Linked DNA regions of Homo sapiens: all the other regions are linked to region 1. A link is a loop called in an ENCODE intact Hi-C map of the cell type or tissue named here. Cell type or tissue: ascending aorta. All regions are shown on one strand. Links, peaks and the distances in the headings refer to the core of each region. The heading gives the core; the rest is flanking DNA. Region 1 overlaps OXCT1 (3-oxoacid CoA-transferase 1). Region 2 overlaps OXCT1 (3-oxoacid CoA-transferase 1). Region 3 has its middle 170 kb from the start of OXCT1-AS1.

Region 1 (6,284 bases), core at 428-5,427:
CTTGCTTTCATTAAAATATTAAGAAAGGAAAAGTAGCAAATGCTTCACATGAGAAGGTACAGTAATTACATTCTCTATTGAAGAGAAGCCTATTGCTGAAACTAAATGAAACATTCATTGATAATTTGTGAGTCAACTATAAAGATCATTCTGGAGAATCATTTTCTGATGAAGTTTTTGGAAGTATAACACCCACATCAGACCCCGAGGTGTAAAAATTTCTAGCAGGTGCCAATTTTGCCGATGGTTTTGCACTCTGATGTTCCTCAATACAGTTCCCCTAATGGTAAAAATTAAAACATATTTTTTGTCTCTGGGAATATACGTTGATGGCAGAATTTCTTTGGTAAAAGGAAGTAAGTCACAGCTATGTTTTACTAGCTCTTTTGAGCCACCAATATTTCTTTTGCTCAGATTGAAGAATGAGTACAGGAATAGGAGCATCCTTGAGAAAGGAGCCCTCGTGAACTTTCACAAGTTGCTGGGTTAGATCCCACCAGACATCCAGGCATCAAAAGCTCCAAGGGCAGAATGGTCAGAGGCAAAGGAGTCCCAAGTCCCCCACTTGAATAACCTAGACAGACTTCTGTTCCAGCTGTCCCACTAAATATGAAGTTAATCCTAAGGTCACTTGACCATTGGTGATGCAAGCTTTCATTTCACACCCGAACTCATTAACCACCAGCATAAAGTCAGTGCCCAGAATAGCCCTTGTGCAGCCTTCAAATACCAGAGCCAGGCACTGCAGCGCAGAATAAACATGGGAATATTTTCAATAATTCCTTTCTGTTTGGTAGTATACAATTTTGTTAATCTTTTTTAAAAAGCAACTAAACGTGTAAATATTACACAAACGTGTCAAATAAGGTAAAGATGATGTAAAATTACTCCTGTTATTGCCAAAATTAGTTGTACTTTAAAAAACTGGCTAAATTAAAGAAATCAAAGAGCATTAATATCACATAAGTCCTTCAGAAATAAAAAGTGATATGAGAGTATCACTGAGAACTTAACTGTAATTGCACCAAAGCTGCATTTGCTAAAGATTTAAAAATTGTTAATCGAAAGCAGCAAATGATAAATAAGCAAAAACAATGATTTCTGTAATCTGATAGGTAAAGTCTTCAAGATCAGTTTGGAAAACTCTTAAGTGTACACTCAAAGGTTTCATATTCCTCAAAAAACAACTATATAAATCTATAAATCCAAGATATAAATACTTAGTATGCTTAGAATAACCAAAAGATTTTAAAATCTATAAAGTCTGTGGCTGAGAGGATTGAAAATTCAGTATTATAAAGGTTAATCAATTTTTCAGATAGAACCTTTGTAAGCATTTCCTAGAAGACACCAAAAGGACTGAAGGACTGACCCCAATGATTATTAGCAGTATCTTTCCAGAGTATCAAATTAGCTTTGACATTTTAAGACAATACATGTAAATTACAATATCAATTAAATAAAATTGTATGATGTCACATTTTCTAAGCATGTAACTGGTCTTGGCAACTAAAATACACAAGGAGAAAAACAACTGCATGTGCCTATATAAAAGGGCATATAGATCCAAATATTTAACAAGCAGTGCAACATAGATATCGACCAGTCTAAACAGACTCCCACAAGTGGACATACCAGCAGCCCTGCACACACCTATATATGTGCAATACACATGGGCATGTATGATTTTGGGCCATTACGAAAATACATTTTTAAATTCCAAATTCACTCTGATGTCCATTTTTAGAGTTGCTGATATGCACGAGTGTTTTTAAAACTATCACAATACCTGAAAATCACGTTTCCTGCTCGGTCCGCCTTCCAGGCTTTCACCAAAGCAAAATCCCCTGTAATTGCTTCCTCCAAAATAAAGTGCTGACCATTGAACTCCCTCACCTGCAGAAGAGGGAGAAGGCATCATCAGGTATTTGCATAGGTCTTGATTGTGATAGAGGCACTCTGATAGAGGTAGATAATAAGGATACAAGCCTACTGAGGGAAAATTTCTCAGAGGGAAAAGCATCCCAGAGACTTCAAAGATAAGCAGTGTTAGGCAAGCAGGACTTAGTCAAAGTGGTCTAAGGGGAGCTAAGGAAACAGACAAGCAAAGGTCCAGTGACAAAAGAAAATTTGTGCATTTGAGGAACTGAAAGTTCTATGGCCTGAGGGATAGACTATTTTCATTTTACTATTTGTATGTACAGGTTGTATATTGAATGTGAAAAATAGTCCTTCTTTCCCTCTCCCCTGAAAAAACAGTTTGCATAAAATGGTCTATGTATTGTTTTCCTACATAAAATAGTTACAAAAATCTATCATTCAGCTATCCTCAATAACCTATATCACCTGTTGAGATTTTAAATGGGATTCACAGAATCAGTAAATTTGGAGAAAACCAACAAGCCCTATCTTCCCACCCATGAGCATAGTATATGTCTCCATTTACTGAGGTTTTCTTCGACCTCCTTCAATAGTTTTATTATTTTCTCCATAAAAGCTTTATTTTTTTTCTTAGGTTTATTTATAGGTACTTAGTGGTTTCTCTTGCTACTGTGAATGTTACATTTGCTCCTATCTACTCTTCTGACATTACTGATCTAGGGAATGCTATTGATTTTTATTTATGTTTATTGCCTTTTAATTATACTACCAATTTTGGAGGGAAGAACATAAAGCAAAACTGTCTTGCCATCATGTTCTTTTATTCTTGACGGTTTATTTCCGGGAATTAAAACAAGCATCCATTGCCACACTCCATCACTGCACAAAATGGAGCCATGTGAATGTAGAACTCCATTCTCATCCCTACCGCACCCCCTAGTGGAAAAACAGACTAAGTGCGTTTTACAAAAAGCTGCTATAGAAAATAGAAAATTTTGGTACATTTATTTCAACTATGGTTTGAAACAAAACCTTTCTTAAATAAAGGCTACTTTAAAGACATTAACCAAGTTGCCTGCTAGAAAAAAGATTAATGCACTTAGGGAATAACTGATGAATGAGGATCTTACTATAGGAACTAAGATAAATTATATGAAAGATATTTCTGAGCCACATATCAATATACAAAGTTATTTTGGAACGGCTTATGTATTTCAAAAATCACTGTAAATACCAACAATGATAGTTGAGTGTTTTACATACAGATCTAGAAAACTGGGGTAAATATATGCAAATGCAAGGCAAAGTCAATAAATAGGCTTCTTTTATATTCTAGTTACATAATTTTCTGATGTGTCTACATACCAGCTGTTGCTGAGTGTTAGTTTTACTGAAATTTAAAAATGGGGAAGGAGTTGGTTTTGTCAAACTAGCTATTATACTCACTTGAAAGAATTCTACATTTCGTAGTCACCACTTCCTCACTTTTTGGTTCTTTCTTGAATCTAATGAGATTTTCATCCCCTCTATTCCAAAAAGGAATAATTCTTAAAGTTGTCAATGACCTCTGTTTTTGCAAATCCAATGATTCAATTCCAGGCCCTGTATTACCAACCTCTTCACACTCAGTTGATCATTCCCTTCTTTTTAAAATTTCCCTTCTCTTTCAAATTGCCAGATGCCCCTGGGTTTCTTCTTTACTTACTAATCACTCTTTCCCATTTCTCTTTGCTGCTCCTTCTCTTCCCAATTTCTAAATGTCAACGAGGTGCTCTGCACTCAGCCCCTAGACACTCATCTAGTATACAGATTTAAATACTATATGCTGATGCCTCCAAAGTCTCTATCCTGGCTCTAGACTCTCCCCTGATATGACGTTCACTAAGCACCTCCTCTTGGAGTCTAATGAACGTCTCCAATGCACCATGTTCCAAACAGAGCTCTTTGATAAGGCCTGTGCTTCATTCATCTTACACAGTATGCTTGACTCCTCTTACACCCCTTACCTATCTACCAGTAAATCCTGTTGGCTCTACCATGAACATAACACCAATTTCAACCACTTCTCTCAAACTCCACTGTTACCACCTTGGTCTAGCCACCTTCCATTCCCTCCTAAATTAACACAACAGCCTCCTAAACCCTCTCTCGCTGCTTCTGCTCTTGGCTTCCTAGCAAAAAAAAAAAAAAAAGAACCACCACCCCAGCAGCCACAGTGATAGTTACAAAAGACAACTCAAATTACATCACTCTCACCCTTATTCAAAACTCCATAGGCTTCCCACTGCGTTCCGTAAAATTCAAACTTTGCATGAATTTGACTCCTGCCTCTCTTCAATCTCCATCCTTATCACTCTCTGCCTCATGTGCTGTTCCAGCCTCACCACCCTCCTGTTCCCCAAACACGGCAAGCCTGTAGCTGCCTCAGCACCTTGTACTTACTCTTCCTTCTGAACAGAGCACAAACCCTCTTATCTCCACTTGCCTCGTTCTCCTACCTTATTCAGGTCTCTACCAAGTGTCACCTCCCCAAAGAAGCTCTCCCTGGCCACCAGTCTGGAATATCAGCTGCCTGGCCAGTGATAATTAATTCTCTTTGCTGTTAATCTACTTGATTTGTCTTCACAGTACTTCCACTATAGACATTATGCATTTATTCATTCATTGTCAGTTCCTCCACTAGCAGGAGGACTTGATCTAGATCATTTTACCACAGTGCTTAGACCAGGGTTTGGCAAAGAGTAGGACCTCAATAAATAACACTAATTTAGAAATGAACTCACTTTTTCCTGCTTTAAGTAAAAAAAAAAAGTACTAAGAATTAAGAAATAAATTATCTGTCATATTCCTAGGGAATTCAGACAAAATTAAAAAACTACGAGTTTGAGGCACCTGATTCCAGGCAGAAATGAACCTAAGAAATATTTTAGTCTCATATTTTCACGAGGTGAATTAATTTTTCAACTTCTAGCAAGCTATCAAAGTATTTATCCCAAGTTTTCCGGGAACTTTATGAGATACTACTACAGTTCATTTTAACAATTAGGCTCCTGTCTTTTACTTTGTCAAGAAGCCTTTTAAACTTATTTAGACAGTAAAGGAAAAAGATCAAACATAAAAAACACATTTTTTATCTTAAAATATTTTAATGTAAAATTTATCATATAAAAATGTACAAAATATGCTTATGTAGCATTTTAAAAATATATGCAGTACTTATACATTTTTATAACACCAGCTTAAGAAATAGAACATTAATATTCAGTTTAAATCCCCCTGCATTCCCTCCCTAATTGCACTCATTTTCTGCCTTCCAATCCAGAAGTCTTCTCTTTATTTATTTATGTATGTATGTATGTATTTATTTATTTATTATTATTATACTTTAAGTTTTAGGGTACATGTGCACAATGTGCAGGTTAGTTACATATGTATACATGTGCCATGCTGGTGTGCTGCACCCACTAACTCGTCATCTAGCATTAGGGATATCTCCCAATGCTATCCCTCCCCCCTCCCCCCACCCCACAACAGTCCCCAGAGTGTGATGTTCCCCTTCCTGTGTCCATGTGTTCTCATTGTTCAATTCCCACCTATGAGTGAGAATATGCAGTGTTTGGTTTTTTGTTCTTGCGATAGTTTACTGAGAATGATGATTTCCAATTTCATCCATGTCCCTACAAAGGACATGAACTCATCATTTTTTATGGCTGCATAGTATTCCATGGTGTATATGTGCCACATTTTCTTAATCCAGTCTATCATTGTTGGACATTTGGGTTGGTTCCAAGTCTTTGCTATTGTGAATAATGCTGCAATAAACATACGTGTGCATGTGTCTTTAAAGCAGCATGATTTATAGTCCTTTGGGTAGATACCCAGTAATGGGATGGCTGGGTCAAATGGTATTTCTAGTTCTAGATCCCTGAGGAATCGCCACACTGACTTCCACAAGGGTTGAACTAGTTTATAGTCCCACCAACAGTGTAAAAGTATTCCTATTTCTCCACATCCTCTCCAGCACTTGTTGTTTCCTGACTTTTTAATGATTGCCATTCTAACTGGTGTGAGATGGTATCTCATTGTGGTTTTGATTTGCATTTCTCTGATGGCCAGTGATGGTGAGCATTTTTTCATGTTTTTTGGCTGCATAAATGTCTTCTTTTGAGAAGTGTCTGTTCATGTCCTTCGCCCACTTTTTGATGGGGTTGTTTTTTTCTTGTAAATTTGTTTTTGAAAGGATCAACAAAACTGATAGACCGCTAGCAAGACTAATAAAGAAAAAAAGAGAGAAGAATCAAATAGACGCAATAAAAAATGATAAAGGGGATATCACCACCGATCCCACAGAAATACAAACTACCATCAGAGAATACTACAAACACCTCTACGCAAATAAACTA
Region 2 (6,284 bases), core at 885-5,884, 50 kb before region 1:
GCTCCTGTAAAATCATCTCGCTTTTACCAGTGTATTTTAAGGTAAATATTTCCTCTTTAATTTTAAGTAATAGAGCATTACTTAATAGCCACTATTTAGAGAGTGCTTGCAGTGTTCACTTTTCATTTTCTTCTCACTTAATCCTAGCCAAAACATGTGCTTCAGATCACATAATTTGTAAGGGGTAGGGCTGAAATTAAAACCAAACTAAACCTCATGGACTTGATTCTGAAGCTGCCCTGAGTCTCAAACAATGAAAATATACATGGTGCATCACATACAAAGAAGTTAGGAAATGATTATCAGTTATGAAAGCAACAAAAAAAATGCTAATCAGAAGTAACACTACCAACTTCCATTACCAAAACAGTGGAACCAAACCCAGGAACACTTCTTATGCTTAATTTTTCTCAACTAGACTTCCATGATGTTCCTACAGAACTCCAGAGTTGTTCATCCCACTAGGTCCATTCCTTTGGGAACTCGTGGGCTCCAAGTTATATTGAGAAAAGTATAAAGTAATAAACATTTGTATTTTAATCATTCACAGGAATCTTAACAGGATATGTAAAAATATGGTACGCATTGGAAAAGCTTTCCTACAAATAACTACATAGTGTACACTACCACTATGAGAGCTTCCAGCCTTACTACATGCTAAATCATAATATAAACAAATCTTATACTGATATGAAGATGCCCATGTTCCCCGAAGGGAAGAAGATATTTAACACATTTCTGCTTCATACCCAGGACCACTGAGCAAATTGATTTCAAAAATCATTAGTCTAGAGAAATAGATGTATTTAAAACCCTATTGCTTTTGTTCATAGGACCCAATGCTTTTCTCTTCTTTGCCAGGTATCCGCAACTTCTTTTTTATTTTATTTATTTATTTTTTTTTTTATGAGACGGAGTCTCGCTCTTTCGCCCACAGGCTGGAGTGCAGTGGCGCGATCTCTGCTCACTGCAAGCTCCGCCTCCCGGGTGCACGCCATTCTCCTGCCTCAGCCTCTCGAGTAGCTGGGACTCAAGCGCATGCCACCACGCCCGGCTAATTTTTTGTATTTTTTAGCAGAGACGAGGTTTCACCATGTTAGCCAGGATGGTCTCAATCTCCTGACCTCGTGATCCACCCGCCTCGGCCTCCCAAAGTGCTGGGATTACAGGCGTGAGCCACTGCGTCCGGCCCGCAACTTCTTATAAGAACAATAACCTATTTACCAGGTACTAAGTGTCAAGCTCTGTGCTATGTACTTTGTATGCATTGTCACATGTATTCCTTCATATAGTCCTATAAAGTAGGTACTGTTATATGATTCCCATTTTTACAGATGAGGAAAAATAGGAAATTAGCTCAAGTTACACTGCCAGCAAGCGTCAGAAATAAGACTTTAATCCACAACTATCTCACTACAGGGCCTTGCTCTTACCTACTAAGCTAAGAGAACCAAATGAGACCCCTAAAATTATCTGTTCTCAAACCCTCACTTTATAGATGAGGGCATTTTAACCCAAAGAGCATAAGTGAAATGTTCAACATCACACCTTGATTACTGGTAGAGTCAGTGCTAAAACCCAGGGCTTGCTTTCCTATAGTCACTCTACTACCCCGTATGGCCCTTTTCTAAAATTTGAAAACAGAAATACATTGTAATATCCTACACAAGTATTTCCACAAACTTTCTATCTGACTCACTGTACGATGCTCAGGAGACCCTCCCTGATTTTTTTGAAGCAATCAAAAGCTGCTAACCCTTGTAACTATGGCTGATTCTGAAAGATCAGTATTTTTACAACTAAACTAACAATATAATCCACAATTTGCTAAGGGTTCTTATTATGATGGCTCAATGATGTTTTTCTCTTACATTTTAAAATGAAGTGAGTTGTAATCAATCTTTAATATGCTGGTTCTCAAACCTGGTCACATATCAGAACCACCTGAGTTGCTTTGAATGACCCAGTGTCCAGGCTACATCCCAGATTAATTAAATTAGAGACTACCTGGGCTGGAACCCAGGCATCAAAATTTCTTAAAACTCTGAGGTATTCTAATACACCACCAAGTTTGAAAACTAGGGCTTGAATAATTATTAAAACTTAAACATAACATTTCAGGTGGCATTAGATCAAATGAGCTAGACTAACATGATCTCTAGATCAAATGAGCTAGACTAACATGATCTCTAACATTGTTATCAACTACATTAATCCACCTTCCTCAAAAAATTATTAGAAAACAAATTTAAGAGATTTCAAGAAAACTGTCCTATCATAGACCACCAGCCTCAGTTATTTGACAAGATTCTTCTTAGCTTGTTCTATAGAGAAACATATGGAAATCCTTAAACACACACACAAAGAGCAACCGGGCTACCAGCCAAAATGAGCTCATAATCATAAACATACCCATTATTGTTTCCATGCACGTACTTGGGAAGCAACATCCTGGTCTATAATGAACTACACTCATGAATTAAGTCAGTGATAACAGTCCTCTTTCCAAAGCTAATTCTAAGAGGTTTCTTCCTTGATTTAGGTCACTATTAAATGACAACTGTGCATTTCATATTAAATGACAACTGTGCATTTCACAAGGATATTAAACTCTCACAGGTTTTGAATTCCATAGCAGAGGACAATGATTATTTATGGGGTCACATGACCAATCAAGATGATTTCAATCACTGATTAATAGAATTAACAATTAGCAAAGTTAATTAACAACGCTAACAAACTTGTTAATTGTTCTTCCTAGTTTAAAATTTTAGTTATGGTAAATATTTGTATTTCTTATTTTCAGAGTATAATTAGCCCTTTTTCTGTTTTTTAAGTCTTCTCTAACTTGGTTTCTTCTAAGCAAGAGGTTTCGGCTCTGACCTTGCCTACTTTTAGTCCCAAATGCACAGTAAATTGGCAAAGCTGAATACTTCTCAGTGCTTACTTAATTAAAATTTGATTCTAGTAAGAAATATATATTAAAATATTTCATTTTTAAAGAATCGTGATCTCATGGCCCTTTTTCTTAGTATTTAAAATATAATTATTCTGATCCAAACATAATTCAGAATAAAAAATGTCTACTTACAGGTATCATCCAGTTAGCCAGGTCACCATATTTGGAAACCTGCATCGCTCCTAGCATTGTCAGATCGACGTGTCCACTGAGAAAGAAAGAGGAAGAATAAAGTGAACCTCATAAGCTTTTGTCCCCTTTGCTTGAACTTGCCAGCAATTAGAATAACTTCATACCACCAAAATATACTTGCTTCCCCCACCACACAACTGATTTCCTAATAGATCAGCTCCATGCTGACAGAGAAATAATCACTAAAAATTCTTTTTGAAAAAAAAGTTACAGTATACATTGTTTCAATAACAAACTATGAACAGGTGTACACAGGAAGACTGTTTCCTTCAGTGAGGCAGAATGTGACTACTTGAACACAAACACTAGCTAGAAAGTGAACACAGTTTGAAGAAAATGTTAGAATCCTCAGAAAGCACCTTAGAAATGTTTATTTCAGTATGGTTGGCACAAAGGCATGGATTCCATTTTGGGGGTTCTTTTCCTAACAGTGGGCTGGATATTCAATGCCCAACATTCGATGTGAATAATTTCACACCCTGCAGCCGAACAAACTCCTGATAGTTTTCTGGCTGGGAAATGTGGCTGTGTTTCAGAGCCTTGCTAACACACTCAGACGATGACTCAGCTCATTCCATACTGTCTGAAACATGAGGGGCTCTGTTATTACATACCCTCTAATCATTGCAAATGATTCATCGCTGGAGAAAAAAGAGGCTCCTGGAAGAATAGTAACTGTTTCCTTGCCTAAACACACACACACACAAAAGAAAGAAAAGGCTATTAGATTTCTAAGAGTATCATGGTGAACAGAGGTCCACATCTTCTCCATTCCCAAAAGAACTTAAGCTCCCTTTACCAAAATGCAGTGACATAGCAGGTGGGGGGACACAGTAGGAACCTTTTGTGGTGGAAAGCATTTTGTCACTGACATTGCTCTTGCCTTTGCATGATGATAATGAAAAGCAGACCACTTTTAGTTTTCTTATTGTTTGGAAATTCTCTACAGCAGCAGTCCCCTTTTTGGTACCTCAGACCGGTTTTATGGAAGACAATTTTTCCACAGACTGGGGGATGGGGATGGTTTCAGGATAAAACTGTTGTTCCACATCAGCTTATCAAGCATTAGGTTATCATAAGGAACGGGCAACCTAGATCCCTCATATGCACAGTTTACAATGGGTTCAGTCGGGCTTCTATCAGAATCTAATGCTGCTGATGATTTGAGAGAAGGCCAAGCTTAGATGGTAATGCTCGTTTGCTCGCCTGCTGCTCACCTCCTGCTGTGCAGCCTGGTTCCTAACAGGCCATGGACCGGTACTGGTCCACAGCCCAGGGGTTAGGGACCCCTGTTCTACAGGAAATGCACCCCTCTATTGTCCATACCTCTCCAGCCTCTCGCCATCCCCATTCCCTTCACAATCCTCTGCTAAATACTACTTAGGAATGAGGAGGAAGGAAGTTCTGGGGTAACACCTGTCAGAATCTAATGCTACTGTAAGTCACTGAGACAGAGAGACTGTGGAATCAACATGAACATAAGAAGGAATGCAATTTTGAAGGGAATGACACAGGAGATGCACCGCAGTTTCTTTTTTTAATCAACAAATAACTTCAGTGATAAGAATAACTTCTGAGATGCTAATGTACAGCATATAGTATTAACTATAGTTAATACTATACTGTATAATTGAAATTTGCTAGAAAAGTAGATCTTAAGAGTTCTCACTACAAAAAAAGGTAACTCTGAGGTGATGGATGTGATAATTAATGATTGTGGTAATCATTTCACAATGTATATGTATATCAAATCATCACATTACACGTCTTAAATATAAACAATTTTTATTGGTTAAGTATATCTCAGTGAAGCTGGGGAGAAATAAAAATAAAATTAGAAAACACATATAGAAAAAAAGGACCCACCTAATTCCTTAATTTCATTTGGCCTGAACTCTCGACTTTTCATCTCTCTCCCCTTTTCTTTCTTTTTCTGACTCATCTGTACTCTCTTGCCCCATAAGCTTCTATTAAAACCACAGGATTTTCATAAAATCAGGGAATAACATGGTAATACTGGCCAATGTATCTAAGGTTAACTTCCAAGAGGTCCCCTTGGAAGGACATCTCCCAAGACTTACATCTCATAATGAGGTTCAGAGCTGGAAAAGATTTTCAAGGTCATCTACTCCCCATAGAACTAATAAAATCACCTGACTCATATCTAAGCTGCTCCCATCTTGTGATCTATTTCCTCTCTATTCAGGAGCTTCAGGGGCCTGGGAATAGCTTCTGGTCTCAACCAGGAAGGTGCTCACATACCACTGTGCCAAAGATAAGTCACCTGTTTTGAGAACACCCCATGCATGGCCTCAGTATAATAGGGCAGACAAAAAGAAAGAGAAGCAAAACTGTTATTCCAAAATTGGAATAGGAAATAGCTCCCAGAAACAAAAGGACCACAGGCAGTCTGAATATCCCTAGCTGTGCAACACAGTTATATCCTCAGATTCTCAAGTCTTTCCCGAAAGCTAACTTTTCCATCAATATCCCCCTCCATTAAAACTTGAGTATGGAGAAAGAGTAAGCTTATTTATAAATATATAAATACTTCATCTTGATATAAATATATATCTCTCGAGGGAGTTTTATTCCAAATGATAGAAATATTTTTGTATCTTTTAAAGTACACAAAATTGAAAAGTTTTGAAAATACTTCCTGGTATGGTTAGCAGGGGCTTTTAAACAGCATGTAAGACGTAGTGGATTAAATTAGATAATGCATACAAAGTCCTTACTCTAACTTGCCTGGCACAGAGAAAGGGCTTTATAAACGTCACCTTTTATTATTGCCATTTTTGTTATTCCTCTCTCCAAAGCTACTTATAAAAGAGATAATGCCATTGCCCCTCTAGGGACAAATGCCACAGGACCAAGCAATTGGCTTATATGGTGGGGTTGTATGGCCAGCCTGTGTGAGCTCTAGGTTTTAAGACAGGCATAACACAACTAAACCTTATTCTAGACACAATGTCTATAACCTGCAAATTCAGATCCTCATCAGTCCTGTGGGAAGTCAAGGAGGAGGAATTTGTAGGACAAAAAGGAAGAAAAACATTAAAAATTCCAGTTCTTTGTTTTTTAGAGGCTAAATAACACTGACTTCCAAAAGACAACCTGCACTGGCTGATAA
Region 3 (6,284 bases), core at 495-5,494, 150 kb before region 1:
TTTGTTTGCTTTTAGCCATACACATCTTCTTTTTAAGTTTTAGTTTTTGTGGATATATTTAGGCATTTAATGCTATAAACTTCCCTCTTAGCACTACTTTTGCTATATCTCAGAGGTTTTGGTGTGTTCTGTCTTCATTTTCATTTGTTTCAAAAATTTTGTGGGTTTCTGTGACTATGGAGTAGTAATTCTTTTGTTTCTTTGCTTCTCTAATTAACTTGCTTTCACTTTAAAAAAATTTTAATTTCTTCCTTAATTTCATTGTTGACCCAAAAATCATTCAGGAGCAGATTATTTAATTTCCATGTATTTGTATAGTTTTGAGGGCTCCTCTTGGTTTTAATTTCTAGATTTATTCGACTGTGGTCCAAGAAGGTACATGATATGATTTCAATTTTTTAAAATTTATTGAGACTTGCCTCATGGCCTGCAACATGGTCAATTTTTGAGAACACTCAATGCACAAATGAGAAGAATGTGTATTCTGCAGTTGCAGGGTAGAATCTTCTGTAAATGTCTGTTAGGTCCATTTGGTCTACAGTCCAATTTGCATCCAGAGTTTCTTTTTTGATATTCTCCCTTGATGATCTATCTAGTGCTGTCAGTGGGGTATTAAAGTCCTCTACTATTATTGTATTGCTGTCTATCCTTTTTCATAGGTCTAATAGTATTTGTTTTATGAATCTGGATGCTCCAGTGTTAAGTGCATATATATTTAGGATTATTATCTCTTCTTCTGGAATCAATCTCTTTATCATTATGTAATGACTTCTTTTGTCTTTTTTTTCTTTACTGTTGTAGATTTAAAGTCTTTTTAATGTGATAGAAGAATAGCTACTACTGCTTGCTTTTTGTATCTGTTTGCACAAAATATCTTGTTCCATCCCTGTACTTTGAGGCTGTAAACGTATTTACCCATTAGGTGAATTTCTTGTATGCAGCATATGGTTGCATCTTAGTGTTTTATCCATTCTGCTAACCTCTATATCTTTTAGGTAGAGCACTTAGTTCATTTACCTTTAAAATTAGTATTGATGTGTGAGGTTTTGTTCTTGCCATAATGTGAATTATTACCTAATTGCTTTGCAATCTCGATTGTGTAATTGATTTATAAGACCTGTGTTTTTATGATAACAAGTATTACCCTTTCAGTTCCATGTTTCAAACTCTTTTGAACATTTCTTGTAGGAGCAGCCTAGAGGTGACATTCCCTCAGTGTTTGCTTGTCTGGAAAAGACTTTATTTCTCCTTCATTTATGAAGTTTGGTTTAGCAGCACACAAAACTTTTGGTTGGATTGTTTGTTTCTCTAAGAAGACTGAAAATAGGACTCCAAACTCTTCTGGCTTTGAAACTTTCTGCTGAGAAGTCTGCTGTTAGTTTGAGGGAATTTCTTTTACTGGTGATTAGATGATTCTCTCTTGTCACTTTTTAGGATTTTTTCCTTTATGTTGACTTTGGATAGTCTGATGACTCTATGCCTTGGTTAAGTTATTCTTGAAGTGTATCTTCTAAGGATTCTCTGAGCTTCTTGTATCTGGATGTCTAGATATTTAGCAGGACCAGAGAAGTTTTCCTGCATTAGACCCTCAAATAGGTTTTTCATACTTTTTACCTTTTCTTCTTCTCCCTCTGGAATACCTATAACTCATAGGCTTGGATGCTTTGCACAATGCCATATTTCTCAAAAGCTTTGTTCATTTAAAAAAAATCTTTATTTTTGTCTGACTGGGTTAATTCAAAAGCCCTATCTTTCTACTCTAAAATTTTTCTTCTGCTTGGTCTAGCCTACTGTTAAGGCTTTCAAGTGTATTTTATGATTCCTTCCATGATTTTTGTTTCAATTTTAGAAGTTCTGCTTTCCTTTTTAAAGTATCTATCTCTTCTTCATATTCTGAATTGTTTTCCTGATTCTTTTGTGTTGGTTTTCAACTTTCTCTTGGATCACATTAAGCATTAAAGTCAATATTTTGAATTCTTTTTCTGATATTTCAAAGATTTCATTTTGATTAGGATCCACTGCTGAAGACTTAGTGTGTACTTTGGGAGTGTTGTAACACTCTGTCTTTTCATACTTACAGAATTGTTTCTCTGGTTCCTTTCCTTCTTACTTTCGAATTTATTTTCATTTGGATGGGATTTCCCCCCATTTTGAGGATATGACTAGAGTGTGTGTTGTGCAGGATCCTTTGGCATCAGTTCTGGGTGCTTTCAATGTTAAAGATTCTGTATAAGTTCCTCGGTTATAGATAGCTTTTGTTTGGTGGCTTTCTCAAATGCTGGTTGAAGTCGTGATGTACTGTGTGTGTGAACAGACTCACTGCTTCCTCCTGTGGGGCTGGGAGGGTGGTGGTCTCATGAGACTTATCTCATTCCCTAGTGCTGCGCACTTGTGTCAGCAGATTTTTCTTTTGGGTTATACAGTTCAACCTCCAAGCCAGTAGGTGGCACTTATGGATAAGAGCTGGCTGCAGCTGATAAAAAATGGTATATGTTTGATCTTTGTTTACCATGAGAAGCTCCCTGTAGATTCAGACATTAGACTGTCCTGTGGCATACATAATAGTCTGAGCTCCCTGCTTAGCCCCTGAGTGGGGACTAAGGGCCAGATCAGCAGGCCTGCCTACACCATCACTCAATGGCAGGCATAATCACCAGGTCCAAGGTGGGATTCAGGGTACAGCCATCAAGCACCCAGGGATGTACTGGGGAGTAGAGTGTACAGACCTCCACTGTTCCAAGTTCTGTGCCTAGGACAGGTGGCCTAAACTCCTAATCAAAAAGAGTGGGTGCTCCAGTCATATGCCTGCAGATATAACTGGGCATGTAGTGTAGAGGGTGCCAGTGCACCAAGATGGGTGGTGAGAGGGAAAGGGGGTGACTCAGGCTTCTACTCCAGGTGAGCAGGTGCACTGATTGCTTGGAATTATGCCTGGGTATGGAGAGGAGAGGGCACCACTGCACCCAGATTTGTGCACAGGAAAGAAGGGGTGACTCAGGCTCCTAATTCAGGCAGCAGGTGTGCCAAATACCTGGAGATATGTACTCTGGCAAGAAGTGGAGTAACTCCTGCATAACATTTTAATAGCTGATGCAGAAAGGTCTTTACAGGGGAATAAAGGGGCAACTCAGGCCCCTATTCCAGGCAAGTGGTTGTACCAAATGCCTGGAAATATGCCCAGGTGTGGAGAAGAAGGAGCACCACTGCACCAAGTTCTTTGCAAGGGAAGAGAGATGTGGCCCACGTTCCCATTCCGGGTGAGGAAGAGTAGGGTCTGCCTCCCTCTTGCACCTTACAGCTGGTGGGGCACTGTCTCCTGATTGACCAAGGGAGCAATCTGGGGCACCCAGCAATGACAGAGGCAGACCAGTCTCAAGCTACAAAGCTGTTCCTGGCCAGAGATTACACCACTCAGGAGAACCTGCAGCTTCGGCAATTCTCCTCCTGCTCAAGTTCAGTGATGGGAGAAAGCCCAATTCTAGCACCTACTTATGGGGTGCACTCTACATTTGCCATTCAATTTTGTCTTTGGGCAGTCTTCCCACACTCCAGAGCAAATGCTCTAATCTCTGGCTGGAGACTAAACTGCTTGTGACAGACACCACTGCCAGATCATCAATCAATGAGTGACTGCATGAGTCCAGATTAAAAATGATATCTTCCGGCCGGGAGTGGTGGCTCACACTTGTAATCCCAGCACTTTGGGAGGCCAAGGCAGGCAGATCATGAGGTCAGGAGATCGAGACCATCCTGGATAACCTGGTGAAACCCCGTCTCTACTAAAAATACAACAACAACAACAAAATTATCCGGGCATGGTGGTGGGTGCCTGTAGTCCCAGCTACTCGGGAGGCTGAGGCAGGAGAATGGCATGAACCTGGGAGGCGGAGCTTGAAGTGAGCTGAGATTGTGCCATTGCACTCCAGCCTGGGCAACAGAGCAAGGCTCCATCTCAAAAAAAAAAAAAAAAGAAAAGAAAAGAAAAGAAAGATACTTTCTTCTCAGTCCTGGGTCTGGGAATATGCCTGTAGCTTTTCCCAGTGGATTTTCCTGTTATTGTCTCCCAGCCTTTCCCCAAGCTAGCTCCAGCACTTCAGAGACCCAAGGTGCTCCCTCATGGCCTGAGTTGCATGGATCCTTAATGGAAAACTGAATCACAGGTATGTTGTCCGCCTCTCATGTACTGGGGATTCACTCACTTTTATCAGCAAATGCTGACATATAGCCTGCTTTCTGCCTTCTCTTTTCCAGGAAATGTAGAGTCCTTTGCTTTTTGGGTGAATTCCCATATTCCTTCTTGAATAAAAGCTCACAATATTGATCTTCATGCACTATTTTGCTGTGTCTAAGTGTATGAGGCACACTAAAAGCCTCTAATTTACCATTTTGGAAAAAAAAAACCTGATAGTTCTATTTTCAATTTTTTTAAGAACCCCCATACTACCAGTACAGAATGGCTATACTGGTATACAATTGCACCAACAGTGGGTAAGTATTCCCTCTTCTCCACATCCTTGCCAACACTTGTTTTCTTTTGCCTTCTTGATAGTAGCCATTCTAACTGAAGTGAATAGACTGACAGCCAACTGATTTTTCTACAAAAGTGCCAAGAACACATATTGGTGAAAAGACAATCTCTTCAATGAATGGTGCTGAGAAAATTGGCTATCAACATGCTGAAGAATGAGACTAGACCACTACCTGACACCATATAAAAAAATCAATTCAAAATAGATTAAAGGTTTAAATGTAAAACCTGAAACTCCAAAACTACTAAAAGAAAACACAGGGAAAATACTTCCCAAATTGGGCTGGGCAAGGATTTTTAAAATAAGACCTCAAAAGCACAGGAAATAAAAGCAAATATAGACAAATTGGATTATAACAAACTAAAAACCTTATGGACAGCAAAGGAAACTATTAACAAAGTGAAGAGATGACATACAGAATGAAGAAAATGTTGTGAACTATACATCTGACAAGAAGTTAATATCCAGCATATATAAGGAACTTAAACAACTCATCAACTTAAAAACAAATGACCTGATTAAAAAATGGGCAGAAGATCATAATAGGTATTTCTCAAAAGATGACACACAAACTGTCAACAGATATATGAAAAAATAATGTTCAGCATCTCTAATCGTCAGGGAAATGCAAATCTAAACCACAGTGAGAAACCTTTTAATGTTCTTTTCGTGGCATGCTCTAAAGTACAGTTCACATGGTGGCCCAGAAACATGCTCTGTTTGATCTGCACGGTGACCTAAATTTTTTAAATTAAATGCAAAAAAAAAATGGAGATTCACACATAAAATACACCTGAAAAAAAATCAAAAGACATGACACATTGTGCCAACCGATTTGCCAGTCAGATGGTTTAAATGAGTTCTTATGTCTCCAGTATGTGTGCTACACTTCCCAGCACTCCCTATTACTTATACAATAGCTCATTTCACCCATTTCCTCTTACTCTTCAATCCCTGTAGACATTTGATTTTGTGATCTTCTTAAACTTTCATAAAATATAATATCCTTCCCATTTAATAGATGGGAATAGAGACACAAAAAAATGCTGTGTGATTATAATAAGGTTCTCATGAACTATCAAAGTCTGGAAAAGGAAATCAAATTCATTGAAACTTCATATCCAAGCCATAATATACTTCTTCAAGCTTTGAACTTCTTACTGCCAAGGATTAGCTATATTTCATGTAAAAGTATACTAGAGATTCATTTGGAAAAGAAAACAATGCCATACTCCATGCAATTATAAATTAGTTTCTGTAGAAACTGTAGCACCAACTACATTTTATAATTATAATTTGTGATTTATTTAAAAAATTAAATTTTCCATTCAGCATTAGCTGTAGTGACTCATACTATTGGATTAGTCAATTTCCATCTCTCTACCCTATAGATTATAGTTTCTTACATTGTTTGGAATCACTTTTAAGGATCTGAGAGATGTTCCAGTCCATTGTTAAAGCAATTTTCCATTGTCTACAGAAAGGCTGCTCTCAGTGGATGGCAAAAGTCTATGGTTTCATTGACAGAAGAGAAAAACACGGCTCCCAAAATTTGCCCACTTGCTCACAGTCACAAAACAGAAAAATGGCAGAACTAGAAAAAGAACTGTATGTCCTCATCATATTTGAACTCTTTCCTTTACACCATGCAGACCATTCTGCTCCCATCTACACTCCTCCTTTCAGTGCTGCAAAGGAGTTACTTTCTGGAAGAGTGGTGGTAATAAGTTTAATCATGGCCCATTCTACCAAGCT

The links. Hi-C counts contacts between places; a loop is a spot of excess contacts. Peaks named below come from ENCODE experiments on the same cell type or tissue, not always from the same donor. Only the 100,000 strongest peaks of a DNase experiment are listed, where the experiment ranks them.
Region 2: it touches region 1 in a loop (2.4-fold over the local background); 8 of 110 quality-filtered maps call a loop at or near these places.
Region 3: it touches region 1 in a loop (15-fold over the local background); 30 of 110 quality-filtered maps call a loop at or near these places.

Annotation. Positions count from the first base shown.
Region 1 is chr5:41,840,886-41,847,169 of GRCh38, forward strand. It overlaps OXCT1 (3-oxoacid CoA-transferase 1), which reads right to left. Exons shown (of 17, transcript NM_000436.4): 6 at 1,790-1,896. Among named protein-coding and RNA genes, the nearest start is that of OXCT1-AS1, 26 kb to the right of the region's middle. In ascending aorta, for the core only: a CTCF peak has its summit at 2,833 (motif pointing left); a DNase peak (open chromatin) is centred at 2,767; H3K27ac peaks cover 1,559 bases.
Region 2 is chr5:41,790,912-41,797,195 of GRCh38, forward strand. OXCT1 (3-oxoacid CoA-transferase 1) reads right to left here. Exons shown (of 17, transcript NM_000436.4): 12 at 3,766-3,838; 13 at 3,092-3,167. Among named protein-coding and RNA genes, the nearest start is that of OXCT1-AS1, 76 kb to the right of the region's middle. RefSeq lists an enhancer at 3,596-3,890. In ascending aorta, for the core only: no CTCF peak of the experiment used is centred there; a DNase peak (open chromatin) is centred at 3,680; H3K27ac peaks cover 4,601 bases.
Region 3 is chr5:41,693,726-41,700,009 of GRCh38, forward strand. No RefSeq gene overlaps it. Among named protein-coding and RNA genes, the nearest start is that of OXCT1-AS1, 170 kb to the right of the region's middle. In ascending aorta, for the core only: a CTCF peak has its summit at 2,434 (motif pointing right); no DNase peak of the experiment used is centred there.